2 separate regions of the Homo sapiens genome follow, and region 2 is linked to region 1. A link is a loop called in an ENCODE intact Hi-C map of the cell type or tissue named here. Cell type or tissue: PC-3. All regions are shown on one strand. Links, peaks and the distances in the headings refer to the core of each region. The heading gives the core; the rest is flanking DNA. Region 1 has its middle 97 kb from the start of CLCN4. Region 2 overlaps MID1 (midline 1).

Region 1 (9,288 bases), core at 888-8,887:
AAACGTGGGAAGCTTCTAAAAGCTAGAAAAAGCGAGGAACAGATTTCTCCTCTAAAGTCCCAAGAGAGAATGCAGTTGTACCAACACCTTGGTTTTTTTTTTTTTTGAAAAAATTTTTTTTAAATTTTATTATTATTATACTTTTAGGGTACATGTGCACAACGTGCAGGTTTGTTACATATGTATACGTGTGCCATGCTGGTGTGCTGCACCCATTAACTCGTCATTTAGCATTAGGTATATCTCCTAATGCTATCCCTCCCCCTCCCCCCACCCCACAACAGTCCCCGGTGTGTGATGTTCCCCTTCCTGTGTCCATGTGTTCTCATTGTTCAATTCCCACCTATGAGTGAGAACATGCAGTGTTTGGTTTTTTGTCCTTGTGATAGTTTGCTGAGAATGATGGTTTCCAGTTTCATCCATGTCCCTACAAAGGACATGAACTCATCATTTTTTATGGCTGCATAGTATTCCATGGTGTATATGTGCCACATTTTCTTAATCCAGTCTATCATTGTTGGACATTTGGGTTGGTTCCAAGTCTTTGCTATTGTGAATAATGCCGCAATAAACATACGGGTGCATGTGTCTTTATAGCAGCATGATTTATAGTCATTTGGGTATATACCCAGTAATGGGATGGCTGGGTCAAATGGTATTTCTAGTTCTAGATCCCTGAGGAATCGCCACACTGACTTCCACAATGGTTGAACTAGTTTACAGTCCCACCAACAGTGTAAAAGTGTTCCTATTTCTCCACATCCTCTCCAGCACCTGTTGTTTCCTGACTTTTTAATGATCGCCATTCTAACTGGTGTGAGATGGTATCTCATTGTCGTTTTGATTTGCATTTCTCTGATGGCTAGTGATGATGAGCATTTTTTCATGTGTTTTTTGGCTGCATAAATATCTTCTTTTGAGAAGTGTCTGTTCATGTCCTTCGCCCAGTTTTTGATGGGGTTGTTTGTTTTTTTCTTGTAAATTTGTTTGAGTTCATTGTACATTCTGGATATTAGCCCTTTGTCAGATGACTAGGTTGCGAAAATTTTCTCCCATTTTGTAGGTTGCCTGTTCACTCTGATGGTAGTTTCTTTTGCTGTGCAGAAGCTCTTTAGTTTAATTAGATCCCATTTGTCAATTTTGGCTTTTGTTGCCATTGCTTTTGGTGTTTTAGACATGAAGTCCTTGCCCATGCCTATGTCCTGAATAGTATTGCCTAGGTTTTCTTCTAGGGTTTTTATGGTTTTAGGTCTAACATTTAAGTCTTTAATCCATCTTGAATTAATTTTTGTATAAGGTGTAAGGAAGGGATCCAGTTTCAGCTTTCTCCATATGGCTAGCCAGTTTTCCCAGCACTATTTATTAAATAGGGAATCCTTTCCCCATTGCTTGTTTTTCTCAGGTTTGTCAAAGATCAGATAGTTGTAGATATGTGGCATTATTTCTGAGGGCTCTGTTCTGTTCCATTGGTCTATATCTCTGTTTTGGTACCAGTACCATGCTGTTTTGGTTACTGTAGCCTTGTAGTATAGTTTGAAGTCAGGTAGTGTGATGCCTCCAGCTTTGTTCTTTTGGCTTAGGATTGACTTGCGGGCTCTTTTTTGGTTCCATATGAACTTTAAAGTAGTTGTTTCCAATTCTGTGAAGAAAGGCATTGGTAGCTTGATGGGGATGGCATTGAATCTACAAATTACCTTGGGCAGTATGGCCATTTTCATGATATTGATTCTTCCTACCCACGAGCATGGAATGTTCTTCCATTTGTTTGTATCCTCTTTTATTTCATTGAGCAGTGGTTTGTAGTTCTCCTTGAAGAGGTCCTTCACATCCCTTGTAAGTTGGATTCCTAGGTATTTTATTTTCTTTGAAGCAGTTGTGAATGGGAGTTCACTCATGATTTGGCTCTCTGTTTGTCTGTTATTGGTGTATAAGAATGCTTGTGATTTTTGTATGTTGATTTTGTATCCTGACACTTTGCTGAAGTTGCTTATCAGCTTGAGGAGATTTTGGGCTGAGACGATGGGGTTTTCTAGATATACAATCATGTCATCTGCAAACAGGGACAATTTGACTTCCTCTTTTCCTAATTGAATACCCTCTATTTCCTTCTCCTGCCTGACTGCCCTGGCCAGAACTTCCAACACTATGTTGAATAGGAGTGGTGAGAGAGGGCATCCCTGTCTTGTGTCAGTTTTCAAAGGGAATGCTTCCAGTTTCTGCCCATTCAGTATGATATTGGCTGTGGGTTTGTCATAGATAGCTCTTATTACTTTGAGATACGTCCCATCAATACCTAATTTATTGAGAGTTTTTAGCATGAAGGGTTGTTGAATTTTGTCAAAGGCCTTTTCTGCATCTATTGAGATAATCATGTGGTTTTTGTCATTGGTTCTGTTTATATGCTGGATTACATTTATTGATTTGCGTTTGTTGAACCAGCCTTGCATCCCAGGGATGAAGCCCACTTGATCATAGTGGATAAGCTTTTTGATGTGCTGCTGGATTCGGTTTGCCAGTATTTTATTGAGGATTTTTGCATCGATGTTCATCAAGGATATTGGTCTAAAATTCTCTTTTTTTGTTGTGTCTCTGCCAGGCTTTGGTATCAGGATGATGCTGGCCTCATAAAATGAGTTAGGGAGGATTCCCTCTTTTTCTGTTGATTGGAATAGTTTCAGAGGGAATGGTACCAGCTCCTCTTTGTACGTCTGGTAGAATTCGGCTGTGAATCCATCTGGTCCTGGACTTCTTTTGGTTGGTAAGCTATTAATTATTGCCTCAATTTCAGAGCCTGTTATTGGTCTATTCAGAGATTCAACTTCTTCCTGGTTTAGTCTTGGGAGGATGTATGTGTCGAGGAATTTATCCATTTCTTCTAGGTTTTCTAGTTTATTTGCATAGAGGTGTTTATAGTATTCTCTGATGGTAGTTTGTATTTCTGTGGCATCAGTGGTGATATCCCCTTTATCATTTTTAATTGTGTCTATTTGATTCTTCTCTCTTTTCTTCTTTATTAGTCTTGCTAGTGGCCTATCAGTTTTGTTGATCTTTTCAAAAACACCTTTGTTTTTAACTCATAAGATCCATTCAGACTTCTGCCTTCTGGAACTATGAGATAATAAATCTTTGATGTTTTAAGCCGCTAAATTTGTGGTAATTTGTTACAGCAGTGATACGAAACTAATACAACCACTATTCACATTTTTAAAAATTACATATTTTTGACTTGTGTTTTGGAGATCCAATGTCATTGTGATGTTTAGCTGTCCTTTTTGCTTTCAGAAATCAGCTTTGTGGACTACTGTAACCAAATCAAGGTCAGAGTTGGCTACTCTCTGAGGCTTTCTGTCATGAATCTGCTGGCGGCCTCTCAGGGCAGAGACCCTGACCTCGCATGTAGGTAGGTTATCTATTGCTGGGAGTGAGATCTGTGTTGATGGCATTTGCTGACTGTAGTTCAGTTATTTCTGGATTAACTTCTGCTTTTGATTACCCACACTATTTTTTTGTGTGGATAATCCTTTATCCAAATAATCAAAAATTCAATGCCCAAACATGCTCCATTTTGGGGCACTTGGAATCCAAAGGTTTTGTAGCTCTGCTCCTCTGGTAGTGCCTTCAAAGCATAAATCTTTAATGTTCTCACTAGATTGGTTGGCTAATTCATGAATGTTCTTCATTCTGGGTAATAAGAGCAAATATTTCCTGAACACTTTACTATGCCAGTCAAACTCTAGGCTGAGCCTGTTTGATGTTCATTACATTTTGAATACTCACTCTAAGCTGAGCACACCATGGCTACCCCCATTTTACAGATGAGAACATGAGGGCTGGAAAGGTTTTGTGGCTTGAGCATGCTCACACAGCTAGTGCAAGGCAGAGCTCTGCTCTGAAGCCAGGCAGCCTGATTCTCAAGCTCACACTTCTACCCAGCAACAGCACTGCTACACTCTTTTTGGAAGTGGCCCAAGTTCACTTCCAGAAACAGAGGTAAAGTTAACATCTTGCTTTAACTGGTAGTGGAAGAGGCCAAGAGTCAGGAGGCAGAAGCAATGCCTTTGTTGCACTTTCTCCGTGGCACACGCTTGTGTGACAGGAGGGACTCCCAGTGCGTGTGATGGTCACTAGTTTCTATTTCTAGGACATTGGTCTCACCTCCTACCTCACAAAAAAGTGAAGACAATCATTCTCTTAATGTTTTGTGATCAAAATGGATTAAAAAGGGTTCCTGCTGTGTCTAGTGGTGGTTTACAGAGAATGTCTGTGTCAACAAAATGTCTGCATCAACAAAAAAGAAAGTTCCTAGTCGTTTCTGCATTTCATCTCCCTCAGTTTGGTTGCATTTCCCATTTGCCTCACACGTCAATGGTATTCACCTACTGTTCAATTTGTAGGATGGCTGGGCAGCCTTCACAGAGCTCCAGAATTCCTTCCTTTCAGATTGGAGGGCATAGTGCTCACACAGTGGTTCTCAATCAGGAGCGATTTTGTTCCTCGGGGGACATTTGGCAATATCTGGAGACATTTTTGATTGTCACAACTGGGGTAGGACGCGACTGGTATCTAGTAGGTTGTATTCGTTTCCTGATGTTGTATGTATCAAACTACCACAAACTTGGTGGCTTAAAATAACAGAAATTTATTATCTCACAATTCTGGAGGCCAGAAATCTGAAAAGAAGATATCAGCAGGGTTGGTCCCTTCTGGAGACTCTGAGGGAGAATCCTTTCTGTGCCTCTCTCCTAGGTCTGGCTGGTCACTCGCGGTCATTGACATTCCATGGCTTATAGCAGCAGCACTCCAGTCTCTGTCTCTGACTTCACACGGCCTTCCCCTCTGTGTCTTTGCATCTCAAATCATCCTCTCATTTCTCTCACATGGACACCTGTCATTGGATTTAGGACCCACCCTAAATCCAGCATAATCTCATCCTGAGGTCCTTAACTTGATGACGTCTGCAAAGACATGCTATTTCCAAATAAGGTTACATTCACAGGTACTGGGGTTTAGGTCTTGGACGTATCTTTTCAGAGGACGCTATTCAGTCTGCTACATGAGTAGAGGCCAGGGAGGCTGAGATACATCTGACAGCACAGGACAGCCCTCTCACAAAGAGGCTGAGAAACTCTGCTCGAGTGAGAAATTTGATTGCCACAGAGAATACCTTTCCCTGTACTTCAAGCCCTTCAGCCAGCTGTGGTGTGCAGTGTGACCCAGTGCGGGCAATGCAGTCAGATGCCAGCTATTACCTCCTTTTTTTTTTCAAGTGTGAACAATCATTTCCAATGATTGGAGGCCATTTGTGCCCAGTAGGTGGCATTCAAATACCCCACATAACCAAGCCTGGTGTGCAGATGACACAACAGGTAAGAAATGAATGCAACTTGCAGAAGTTTGTGGATTCAGTTATGTAAATCTATAGTTTGCATCTTTCTCTTAAATGCATGTTACGAACCTCTGATTTCCCAACATAGGCCCTCAGGGCTTTCTCCTTCTCCAGCCTCCTCCTCACCTTAATGATTACTCTATTTGGATCCAGTGTTTTATGGGAATTTATACCAGGGGTCCTGAACTTTTCCTGCAAAGAGCCAGATAGTAAATATTTCGGGTTTTGCAGGCCAAAAGGCAAAACTGAGAATACCATGTGAATTCTGAGATAACGAGAGAGAAGTCCTGTGGCTCCCTGCCCCATTTGATTAGGGTGGCTGGTCCTGGATGGCAGGCAGCTTTCTGCCCAGGTGCCATCTACTGCAGACTTTCTCTAGGGGAAAAGTGACCGCCCTTTGAATCTGAACCATAGGCTCTGGGAGGAAGGGGGAGGGCCTGGATCTGGGGAAGGATCGCTACCATGATCTGTTTCGCTCTCTGCCCTGGTGACATTCTGGTGCACCCTTCTCTCCTTTTGGAGAACTGGGCCATCTGAACTTGGGCAGTTGACTGAAGGGTCCTGGACTGCTTGAAGCCCAGCAGTCGCCCACAGCAGAGACCTCACTGTGTAGGCGGTGTCCAGTGTGGGCCCTGATCAGTGCCACTGGCCTGGGAGGCAGGTTGTGGGAACAGAGGGGGAAATAGGGGGCAGAGGGTGATGCTCTGGCTGGTCTCCCCACTAACAGTGGCAGCTTGCTCCAGCAAGGTCTGTGGGCCACACAAACCCAGGTGGTGGGATGGATTTGGCCCACGGGCCATAATTTGCCAGCCTCTGGTTTGATTGTATGGCAGATACTCAATTAGTCCTTTTCAGCTTGAGAAACTGTGTATAACTCATTTGCAAATGTTGCAAATGAGTTGAAATGATGTTGAAAGCAGTAAGAACCATTTGACACCTCTGTGCTAAGCTAGTCCATAGGTTTTTTTTTTTTTTAATTTACCGATTAATACGTCAAGGCTTAGAAAAATGGGCACTGCCAAGCTTCTCTTTGCAAATTAACATGCGGACCAAAGAGATATCCAGGATCAGGGAGCTGAAACGAATGTTTTTGCCCTTTGCATCTTGAAGTTTAGCTCCTCTACTCCTCCACACCCCCAACCATCTTACTGGAGTACACAGTCCTGCAAAATGCAAGCACCAGGGATCCGATTCTATTTATTCTTGTGATACATAGTTCAGTTTTGGCAAACTAATGTTTTGGGAACAGTGACCAATGAATTTGTCTTGTCTTTTATGATATAATCTTCAAAGACAAATATTAGAAGCAGTATGTTTAGAAAGAATTAGAAGAGCAGTGAACTCCAACATCCAAAGTTTCAAATGTCGTGACTGTGTGCTGCCTATGCTAACTGTCTGGCATTTGCAATATGGATGCTTTGCTTAAGACAAAATGCTTTCCTAGTCAAAGCCCCAGAAAATTGTCTGCTATCACAGTATTGACTGCTGTCTGTCAGCAAGTATTTTTTCCTTGCTTAGAAACTTCATCAAAATGCCTTCTCAAAAATCAGCTGTCACCTCCCCTTCTATTCAGCTAACCTCACACTGTATCCTCCTTGGGATGCACACTTACTAATCCTCTTGAAGCCAAGTTAGACCAGGTTTGTGGGACGTCAGCTCTTGCCCTCTCCCTTTGGAAATCCCTCCTGATGCAATTTGAGCTGAAGACATTTCCAGAGTCCTTCATTGTGTGCAAATTCCAAATGAAATAGATTTCAGGTCTGTCACTCTGCCATGGAAGTAATCAATAGCCACCAGAAACGGATATTTTTAATGAAGAAATGGAAAATCTAGGATAACAAATGAGAGATTTGAGTCTAGGAGAGGGCAGAAAATGAGTTTTAGGCTCCGAAACCATGTTCCTGCCTCAGTCAAAAATAGCCTTTAGTGATCTGATTGGCACTGACAAAAGAGCTATCTCAGAGGGAAGATGCATGCCTATCTTGTGGCTGAAGATGCTGAAATGGCTCACTTGTACCTCCAGATCCAGATTCTTGCCAATGCCCAGACAGATGGGGGTCCCTGTGTGAGGAAAGGAGCACTCAGTGTGGGTCCTGCTACCTCCTGAATCCTTTTCCACCTTCTGTGGCACCTGCTATTTTGCTGCTGAGGTTTCTTCTGGGCCTATATGACATGCCCGTAATTTTGAGGTAAGTGACAATGAGCATTGCCCTCCTCCTACCCATAAATATGGGCTTGCAGGGCTCCAGCCTTGGCCTTCTCATCTGTACAAGCTCTGTCTGCTACCTTAGCCAGGGTCTTGGTTTTGACCATCCCTCCCCAGTCTCTGACCTTGGTCTATCTCCAGAACTCCAGATTGGCTTCTTTAACTTCCTGTTTGGATGCAGCTGAAGATCCCTCAGGCACTTCAAACTCAGTGTGCCATTTACAAGAGACACACTTTAGATTCAAAGCCACCGAAAGGTTGAAAGATTTCATATCTGGAGGCGATTTGGCATCTCCAGGGAGATTTGGCATCCCCATACCTGTGGGATGAGATGGATGAGGAGGAGTCAATTATGATACTTCATCTTACTAGAGCTAACTGGGAGGGTAGAGGGATGTTGGAAAGGTAGAAGTGGTGGTGGACCGTCATGGAGGTATGATGGTGACTTAGAAGAGGAAAATGGAGTTGTGTTGATAAGTTCTTTTTTGGTTGCAAATCACAAAGACTTAAATTAGCTTAAACACACACACACACACACTCCAAACCACCCCTCCCCCCACACACACACCAAAGGAAAAAAAAACTTTATAACTTTGTTGGCTCAAGGAACTGGGAAGTCCAAAGAAGTAGTTTGAAGAACAGCTGGATCCAGGTATTCAAACAGTGCTGTCATAGACTGGGTTCCCCCATCAAGGAGGCTGAGACAAAGGCTCGTGTGAGGGTAGTTTATTTGGGAGCAGCACGGGAAAGGGAATGCAAGAGACCTAAGAGAAGGATGCAAAAATGAGTTGGCTGGCACCATGGGAAACTGGAGCTCAACGCCATATGGGATCTTCAGGAGAGCCTTATAGAACCCATCTCAGGACTGCCCTTCTTGGTGACAAAGGGGGAAGCATTTATTCATCAGCTCTGTCCCTCATTCATCAAGTGTGGCCCCCTGGGTATTGGCACCCCTCATATGGATGGGTTGCACAGGTGAGTGCTGAGCCAGTTCAACAGGTGTCTTATGAGAGAGAAGCTACAGAGTAGAAAATGAACTCATTGCAGTCTCAGAGGAGTCTCAGGGTGGAAAACATTGTCAGGTTGCACCTGCATGAGGCTGGTCAAAGCCTACATGGAACTGGTGTCAGTAGCAGTTGGTGGAGTCAGGGCAGAGGCCAAGAGGATTTGAAGTGGCCCATAGGTGTCTTATCCGTAACCAGCAGGTCTCTATTTTCTTGTCTCTTGTTCCATCTCTTGATTCTGCTTGCCTCAGCCTGATTCTTAGAAAGGTATATCCACATGGTGACAAGACATCCCCAAGAAGCTCCAAGTTATATGGTCCTTAGAGTTACTGCAGAGAAAGAGACCTTGGCCACCCCATGCCTAATGTTCAAAATTGATTTGGATTGACCTATCCTGGGGTATGTGCTCAGTCTGTGGGAAAGAAAGGGGGTCTTAACTCCTTGCCCTGTTAGAATTACATGAATTTGAGAGTGGAGCTACTTCCCAGTGGAAGGGTGGCTGGTCACGGCAGATGTGAAGATATGATGCTTAGATCCTTTCTCAAGCTTCAAGAAAAAATCTTGCTGCTAAGCTTTGAGGAGTGTATTTCATTCGCTCTATTAGCTTTAGAGCCAAGGACATGCACTTCTTAGAGCAGTCGCTGGCCAAGGACTGAACAAGACAATAAAGGCTCTAGCCATTTCTGCCCAAT
Region 2 (9,288 bases), core at 1-8,000, 200 kb after region 1:
AGAAGCTGAGTTTTAGACCCTTTTATTTAGAACCTGTTAGTGTACAAAGTGCATTAAAATATCCATTATCCAGTTACCCAAAATGTATGTAAAAATTACTGAGACAACCCTTTCAGTTTACTCAGAGAAGGCAAACACACATTGCTTTTATATTGTAATAAAAAGAAAAACCTATAAGGTTTCCAGAGAAAGATTGTTTTTTTTCCATTGAGGCGTCCATCTTTTAGATGTGAAATTGTCTTAGGTATCTATCAAAATATTCATCTGGGTATAAATAATATAGTAAATATATAGAATCTATCTGTTAAGAAAAAGGAGAGTGTCTGCTAGGGAAGAGGATGGAAGGACCCAGGAAGCTGGCTTGGCCTCCCTTGAAATCCAGATTTGCAATCACATGACCTTTGGCCACGTGATGCTGAAACAATGAGTTCATTGACTTATTTCAGGGAGGCAGTTGGTTGATTTGGTTAAAAACAAAATAACTAAAAACAATGTCTAAATCCACTAGTCTGCTCAGTCAAAATGGCTGACCCAGTATCCCAGGTAAATATTTTAGCAATTGAAACCATTTATAGAGGTCATGCCCTTCATCAAACTAGAACCAATGCCAGAGTTCTGGGCCAAGAACTGCTCAAGAAAGCCTTAATTCATGGACCATTCCAACGCATCAGATTGGCATGCAAAGAATCCCAGCTGACATTTTATAAGCAGGTTCCTGAATAACGAGTTTGAATTTTTTTTTTTTTTTTTTGGTCTTACAACTCTATTGTAAACTATACTAGACTATAGAGGGACTTCTACATCTTTCAAGATGTGTTTAATAAAGGTCTGTTTATAATAACTTTTGAGGCATGAATCTAGCAAATAGTACTTTATACAATGTCCCTTGTCATTACCAACTCATAAATATTAAGTGTTTTTCAGTGACTTATGTTTGGATGTGGTAGTGCTGATCAGGGCCATGTGCTGATGTCCTGGAGAGCAAAATCAATCCAAAGTGGTGCTGCTATTTGTGACAGAACATGTTTATTTACTCAGCCCCGGAGACAAAAGGAAAATTGATATGGGGGAGCGGGAAATAGGAGAACTATTAAATGTAGTGAAGAAATTTCACAGGTCTAAAGGAACTATTAAAAGGAAGGATAAAGTAGATTCTATACTATAAAACAGAATCCTACCTCTGATAAAAGACAAATCAGCCTGAATTTTTGAATAATCAATAGGATTCAAAATGACTATTTTCAATTGCAATCTCATTCTTAATGTTCTTCCAGAACCCTTAACCCTGAGAGAAGCAGGGCAAAATGTGGCCAAAGGATTCAGAACCTTTCTTTCCAACATTATCCCATCAGCTATGAGAAGGTAAAGATTTAGCCACGGCAAGGTCCGAGGTCCAAAATCAACTCTTTTCATTCTCTGTCTTGCTCTCCATTTTAGTTGATCTGATACAACTTTTTGACATCACAATTAAAACACTTCAAATTAAACCAGAGTAAGAAAGCCTGTTTCCTCCCCTACTAGGTTCAAACACATCCTGTTATGCACCATCGAGGTGAGAAGACCTACCATGGGATCATCATGGGATATCAGGTAAGAAGATGAGTAACATACAAAACTACAAAAGTTTTTGTTTTTTTGTAAGCCCACAGATTGTGATGAAATGAAGGTTGTAAATAGCTGATAAACTTATGGGCCTCTTAATGTGCAAAACCAAGTAATTCCTAAAAGTTGTAATCCTGATTATGTTTCTCTTATAAATAATCTATAGATTTTCCTCTAAATACAAAAAAATTAAAGAAATTATTAAAGCCCGTACTTAATACAAGACACAGTAAAAGGAGAGGAATCTCTTGTTTTGAGCCCTATCTGAGCCGATTTCGGGACACTTCTGGTGAGATTTCATTACACTCATGAAGCCTGTGCTTTCTCAGTCCCCTAAATAGTGGCCTGAACCTTACTGTTCCCCAGAAAGCAGCTCCATGTGGCCAGACGCTCACGGCAGCTGCTCTGTGCAGTCCAAATGGTCTGGGATAGGGAGCCCAGTGATAATCGTCAGACACTTGTTCCACACGGTGAAGGTGGGGCAAACAGGCTGCGCAAATGCGACGTCGAAGGTGTAGAGGTGGATGGAGTTCAAAGCATCATAAAAGGCGATAGAGCCGTTATCATAGTCCAGCAGGATGCCCACGCGCCGGAGGTGGGGGGCAGGCTCAATGGGGATTTCCTTGCTATTGTGTCTCACCACCCAGTTATTGTTGCAGCGGCAGAGCGCCCAGGAAGCAGAGTTCTTCCCAATCCATTCATGCTTCGGGGCTGATTTGTAAGCAAGACCAATGGCATACCTGCGGAAACAAAACAGCAACAACAAAAACAATGAGCCATGTTGCACATGCACGTTAAATCCGTTCTGTGGTCCTCAGGGGTTATAAAAACATGATCATTTGTTGTCCCTGTTCATTTTCTTTAAGTGAAAGCTTGGCAAGAACCCCAACATCTGTGTTCCTCATCTCCTTCCCTCCCAAACATGGAAAGTGGGTGGAAAGTAGTGGGTGGAAAGAAGCGTCGTATTTACCCACATTTCTGTTTTCAGCTCAAACACTACGGAGAATTTGAACTTTGAGTTTTGCTGCTTTTTTTCACTCTTATAAAAATCTACACAATGAATTCGCTAGACCAGTGCTGACCAAAAGAACTTTCTTCAATGACTGAAATGTTCTGCTCTCCTCGATATGGTAACCACAAGCCACATATGGCTACTGGGCACTTTAGCTGCGGCTGGTGAGACTGAGGAACTGAACTTTAAATTTATTTAATTTTCATTAAGTTAAATGATTTAAATAGCTGCCTGTGGCTCATAGCTACCATACTGGACAGCACAACCCTAGACTTCTCCTTTTGACCTTCTTATAATTTTTCATTTAACACCATGTCTGTCATTTTCTGATTCTGAATGCACTTTGCCAAGGGCAAGCACAGAAGATGATTCCCATTTGCAGGGATAAATCCTTTGTCATTACTCAGCCCCAATTTTCTCATGTATATTGAGAAATATACAGTGTTATTTTAAGGAGTAAAGGAGAGAATACATGTTAAGTCCCAGGCACAGGACCTGGCATGTAATATTCAGTAACTGCTATTTATTTTATTATTATTGCCTGATGGCACATATTAACAATAAGTACCAGAATCAGAATTTGAACTCAGGATGACTCAAAACCCACAAACACGAACTACATTCTACAATGCCATCCGTAACCAGAAATTGTGCAGTTCATCACTGCCAAGAGCCTTTCTGATTATACTGGAAAAAAAATTCTGAACGTGTTTGAGCAGACGGATCTTCTGGTTATTCTAAATGTTCTCTTGCTGCTCAAAAAAATCCAAAGAATGCTTTCTACAATGTTCTAAGCATCTTAATCTCTTTTTACCCCTCTGAGTCATGCCTCTGTAATATTCATCGTATTTCAGTTATTAAGATAAACAAAACCCATCACTCTTTATAAAGAGTAAATGACTCACAGTTGAACTTTTAATATGTTATAGCAGAAACCAGTCTAATTGGATATTAACATATGGTACCTTACCCAATGCAGAGAGAAAAATTTCATGGGTCTTTAATAAAATGACATTCTTTAAAAAAAATCACACTGGACTTAAAATACAATCACTTTAAGAGTGGTGTGTTTGTTTAAAAAGAAAATTAACACAACATGCCATCACTAAATCCAAAAGAAGGATGGAATTGATAATCTGCCAAGCCCAGTGTGCAGGCCTGTCTGTCATCAATGTTGCATCCTCTCTTCCCTCCCGTCCATCCTCTCCTGCTTATGAGGAGAATCCAAGTTGCATTTCCCAGAATCCCCTTTCCTGTAGGAGTCTGGGTCAGGCTCTGCTATTGTGATGCCTTTGCACAAGATCCAGAAGTGCTTAGAGGAGGGGAAACACGCTTTCCTGATGGCAGACAGTAGACGTGCGGTTGGTGGAAGCTTCTAGATGAGCGCCTGAGTACACCTGCCTTGTGCTGTGGGCAACTTTGCAGCAGCTACAGCTCATCATGACTCCATGAACTAGAGCAGCAGACTCCCTGACTTCATGCCCCAGCCCTTCCAGGGTCCTGTAAGCTTCTGGCTCCCTTCTGTGGCATGCATCGAGGGTCTCAAATGTCATCTGTTTATTTGATACACTGATATGGTTTGGCTGTGTCCCCACCCAAATCTCATCTTGAATTCCCACATGTTGTGGGAGGGACCCGGTGGAAGGAAATTGAATCATGGGGGCAGGTCCTTTCAGTGTTGTTCTCGTGATAGTGAATAAGTCTCATGAGATCTGATGGTTTTAAAACGGGGGAGTTTCCCTGCACAAGCTCTCTTTTTGCCTGCTGCCATCCATGTAAGACGGGACTTGTTCCTCCTTGCCTTCTGCCATGATTGTGGGCTTTCCCAGCCACATAGAACTGTAAGTAAGTAAGTCCATTATAAACCTCTTTTGCAAATTGCCTGGTCTTGGTTATGTCTTTACCAGCAGCATGAAAACAGACTAATACATACATTTTGGAAAGGTTTTCATTTTGCAATTGTCAGTATCTCCCACCCCCCAAAAATGTTCTGTATACCCCAGTGAATACTATTTCCGCTTTTCAGACAATTTGGAACCTGCATCACAAAATCACCACATCTGTATTGTTTCCTTCTTGTTGTGGCACAGCATTTTTATTTTTTATTACTTTGATGTTTATTTCCCATTTGAACCTTAACTGAACCCTATGAAATAGCTGTGGCAGGTATGGCTGACTACATGTAGCAAGTAGAAACAGAAGATTAAAATTGGGAGCAAAATCCAGAGTTGTATGCTGCCCCCACCCCTTCTGGTCTAATAATCTTTGCATGAACCCGTTATTACTCATTTAGTTAACACCATTTCATAAAACACCAAGTGCACATTAGCATTAGAGAGTAAGAAAATACTAAGTGTATAGTCCATTAAGCAAAGGAAAATACCATTATAGTATCATTAATCTGTGAAACTAGGTACATATTTCCATTGAGCTTGAAATGTGCAGGCAGAATGTAATGTTCCATTAAGTTACGCAGTGAGACACGGAGAATTCAAAGTATAAAAATTATGTCTCTCGGAGCAATGTTAACGTGCCCCATTGCACAGATCATAATGTACACATCAATTTAAAGTCAGGACTATATTTCATAAGCAAATATGTCATTAGCTGTTGCAAGTCAAGATGTCACAGGCATTTAATCGTAGGGGGTGCCCCTTCCTTGCTAATACCCCCCAAGGAAATGTAAAGTGACTTTCTACATGAAGATTTTTCTGAAATTGACACCGTCAGGTTTGTAAAGATTAATTGTGTAGCAATTAATTTTAGAATTTCTTTTCCCCCTCATGAGTTAGTTTTGACATCTGGAGGGTGTTTTCAAGGTAATGCTGATGTGTGTTTATATAACTGAAGTGGTCTGATGGAATTTTGCAAACTATTCATCAATGGCAATGAGATCATAATGATCAGGTTTCATTTATCATAATTAATTATTAATAGAGTAATAATCATTTAGACCCTGGATTCTATCCCAGATTAATACAGCACATTAATTAACTAGAAACATTTGCTTTTTTTGTACCTGCATCCATTGTGTTTTCCTTTGTGCTTTAATTTTGCCCCACTGCAGCTAAAAATTGCAAATGCCAATCTAGCCCAGAGCCTAGTGGGGTGAAGGATTTGTCCTCCATCCTCTGGCAGGATGTTGGAACAGAAAACTCTTCTAGGCAAAGAGAATTATGAGGATAGCAACAAAGGAAAACCTACTCGCTCAGCCAATATAGTATGTACCATTATTGGGAGAGATGGGAAGCTTACAATTCACTTCTTAGATTTTTGGCTAATTTCTACCTACAATATAAAGGACTCAGCCATGTCACATTATTTGCATAGGTTTGAATTGAAAGGTTTTTTTATATATAAATAAGTGTTTTATCATGCTTATATTGAAAGAAACACTGTTATACTCACCATCTTCAGGCTATGCAATTTTGAATGTTGATTTTATTTTTTAAAGCAAGGATTCAGCTATCACTCATTACGTACACTGTCATAAACCCTAGAGAGTAATTATAGCATTTCAAAAATATACCACCCTTTTGTGAATAGCAGCATACCATGGTGGTTAAGAGCGGGGAACAGCAAACTACTACCCAGGGGCCAACTCTGGCCCTCTGCCTGTTTTTATAAATGAAGTTTTATTGGAACGCAGCCATGTCCATTTGTGTAGGTGTTGTCTGTGGCTGCTTTCCCACTACAACAGAAGAGTCGAGTATTAGTGACAAAAATCATTTGGCATGCAAAACCAGAAATATTGAATCTCTGGCCCTTTACAGATAATGTTTGTGGACTGCTGGTTAAGAGCCTGACCCTTGACTGCAGACTTACTGACTCTGCCACCTGTGAGCTTTGTAACCCTGTGATCTTCAGCATATACCTCAGTCACCTCATCAGTAAAGTGGATAATATTAGCACCTACCTTTGTAGGGCTGTAAGGCTGAATAAATGAGTTGACATCTGTAAAATGCTTAGACCAGTGCCTGGCACATACTTGTACCATATGAGGGCTTGTTAAATAAAAATAAAATAGCTCCCTTTTTGATCAATAGCAAGCAGGCATTTGTGAGACAGACGGTCAAAGGGGTGCAGTTGTGGCTGTGGATTAGGCAAGGTTAACTTTGTGAGGTTAACTAATTCCAATGTAATTGTGTCCTGACCTTTGCCCTTATTCTTAGAGAACTCAGTGGGCTAAAGTCACTGGGCTGGATCTAACAGGCCTTTTGAAATTATTCCCAGCCTATGATCACTGCTTCACCCCCACCATTCAACCCTTAGCTATTTGCACTAATTGGTCCAGTCTAGAACCATAAAACATACAAGGCAACAGAAATTAGTTTTGTGTAATGATGAAGAGTGATGTTTAAAAGTAGGGAATGGCAAACTTTTTCTGGAAAGGACCAGAAAGTAAGTAAATATTTTTGGCTTCGTAGACCATATGATTCTCTCTTAACTACTCGATTCTGCTGTTGTGGCTGAAAGGCAGCCATGGACTATATGTAAAAAAATGGACCTGGCTGTATTCCCATAAAACTTTATTTACAAAACCAGGTAGCAGGCCAGGTTTGGCTCATGGGCTGTGGTTTGCCAACCCATGTTTCATGGCATGAAAGAGCAGTGTTAACATGGTATAGCTCATCCAATGATCAGAGCTCTATAATCTTGAACAGAGAACCCACAGGTGTGGGTATTAGTAATATATGGTTGTTGTTTGAATCTGCTGAGTTTGGGGGTGTTTGTTATGCAGTATTATCCTAGCAAGAGCTGACTAATACAACTTTTCTGCATTTTATTCTTTAAGATGCATTACAGTATGGGTTGACTCTCTAAGTACAGAATGAGATGTGCCTTTTTATAACTGCAGGACAATAGAAATAAGTTGCTTACCATGTGCTTCCACTTATGACCACTTCCCAATAATGCCGGCCACTATCAATAAACACATTTCCAGCTACTCCATAGCTCCCCTGGCTGGTGAAGCGTTCAGGTGTGTGACTCTTCTTGGATGATGACTCATCACGTTCTACTGTCAAGTTATCATGGGACACCTTCAGTTTTCGATGAGCAGATTTGGGATCCAGTTTAAATGGTTGGCCTGAAAACAAATTCACAAAACAGAAAAAGGAAGAGGAAGAGGATTGTTTATTTTATCATAACCAATAGCATATTTTCAAAATCAGGTTTAAAAGACAGGAACAAGCCAGCCCTCCCTGAGTCATGCCTCCTATCACAAAGTGGTATCTTATATTTTAATAGTAATTTAAACATTATAAGCAACTTTCAAAGACATTTGCTTGCAAAGTTTTCATAATATTCAAAAGACAATAGAGAGCAGCAACTCTGTGTATAGTACAGTACACAGTAAGAGTGAAAAAGAACATGTTCCTGTCTTCATAAGCTTTCAGTCTACCAGTTCTAAGATAGGGATCCAGTGGTGGCATGCCAACTATTCAACAACAGCATGGATAAGGCTTAGCCAGAAAACATAGGGTGAGCTAGCTTCACGGATTCCAGGTGTATACAAGCAGCACAGGTACATACTGGCTGGATAGCATCCTGAAAAGGAGGAATGAATGAAGACTCCATTTTCAACCACTGCAGTGTTCTATCCAGCATAAGATGCATTCATGCTCAATAGACTTCAGACCAGAAACCAAACAAATCAAGATCTTGGGTCTTAACATATAGAATATTCTAGAGGTTTATATTATTCTGAGATTATTAAAAATTAAAGCATTACTCTTAGGAATTTAGGATGAGAATACAATTTTCAGGCCACAAAATTAGGAAAAAATGTGATAGCAATGCCTGGGTTTTCTACTCATGAAATTATTTATATATAATAAGGCCTTCTCTATTTCATTACTCACATTTGTGTCTTAAAGATTTAAGTATTAAAAAAATCTTGGCAGAGTCACACCTGGACATTTTGTCATAGTTGTTACTTCTTCTTTGACAATTCAATATTGGTTTGGAGTACTGCCTGTCATTCAACACTGCATTGGGTACAAGGCGTTTAAAGGCAGGAAATGCATTGCAACCTGATACAAATGCCATGGTGTCCAAACTCCACAGTCACTGTTGCAGTTGGCAGGTTCCTTCTGCCCAGTATACAGCTCTCAATCACAGGAAAAGGTCTAGTAAATTCAACTGTGGCAATACACGATGCTGGGCGAGAAACTGACCCAGTGAGTATAGGACAGTGTGTGTTGTCACATGTGGGTAGGCCAAAGGATTTCCAGTTGCCTTTTGGATACAAACACAACACAACACCAGCACCTCTAAAATCCTTTCTTTTTAGGTCACGGACCAGCATACTTTTTCTGCAAAGGGCCTGACAGTAAATATTTTTGGCTATGCAGGCCAGGCCATGTGGTCTCTTTTGTGACTATTCAACTCTTCTGCTATAGTGAGGGGGCAGCCACGGACAGGACAATAGGTAAATGAATGGGTGTGGCTATATGCTAATAAAACTTTATTTACAAAATCAGGCAGCCAGATTTGGCCCTTGAGCTATAGTTAGCTGGCTTTTGTTTTAGAAATCTATTTCTGTACATATCAAAGAAAAGCTTAGGCTGGGCTGGTGGCTCATGCCTGTAATGCCTGCACTTTGAGAGGCCAAGGCAGCTCGATTGCCTGAGGTCAGGAGTTCAAGACCAGCTTGGCCAACATGGTAAAAC

Evidence for each region. Peaks named below come from ENCODE experiments on the same cell type or tissue, not always from the same donor. Only the 100,000 strongest peaks of a DNase experiment are listed, where the experiment ranks them.
Region 2: a loop joins it to region 1, with 7 times the contacts of the local background. A loop is called at or near these places in 2 of 110 quality-filtered maps.

Annotation. Positions count from the first base shown.
Region 1 is chrX:10,249,607-10,258,894 of GRCh38, forward strand. No RefSeq gene overlaps it. Among named protein-coding and RNA genes, the nearest start is that of CLCN4, 97 kb to the left of the region's middle. In PC-3, for the core only: a CTCF peak has its summit at 5,326 (motif pointing right); a DNase peak (open chromatin) is centred at 5,325.
Region 2 is chrX:10,447,375-10,456,662 of GRCh38, forward strand. MID1 (midline 1) reads right to left here. Exons shown (of 10, transcript NM_000381.4): 9 at 7,496-7,703; 10 at 1-2,342. The coding sequence ends at 1,994. Among named protein-coding and RNA genes, the nearest start is that of MID1, 170 kb to the right of the region's middle. RefSeq lists an enhancer at 1,565-2,764. In PC-3, for the core only: no CTCF peak of the experiment used is centred there; DNase peaks (open chromatin) are centred at 647 and 3,357; H3K4me3 peaks cover 411 bases; H3K27ac peaks cover 2,406 bases.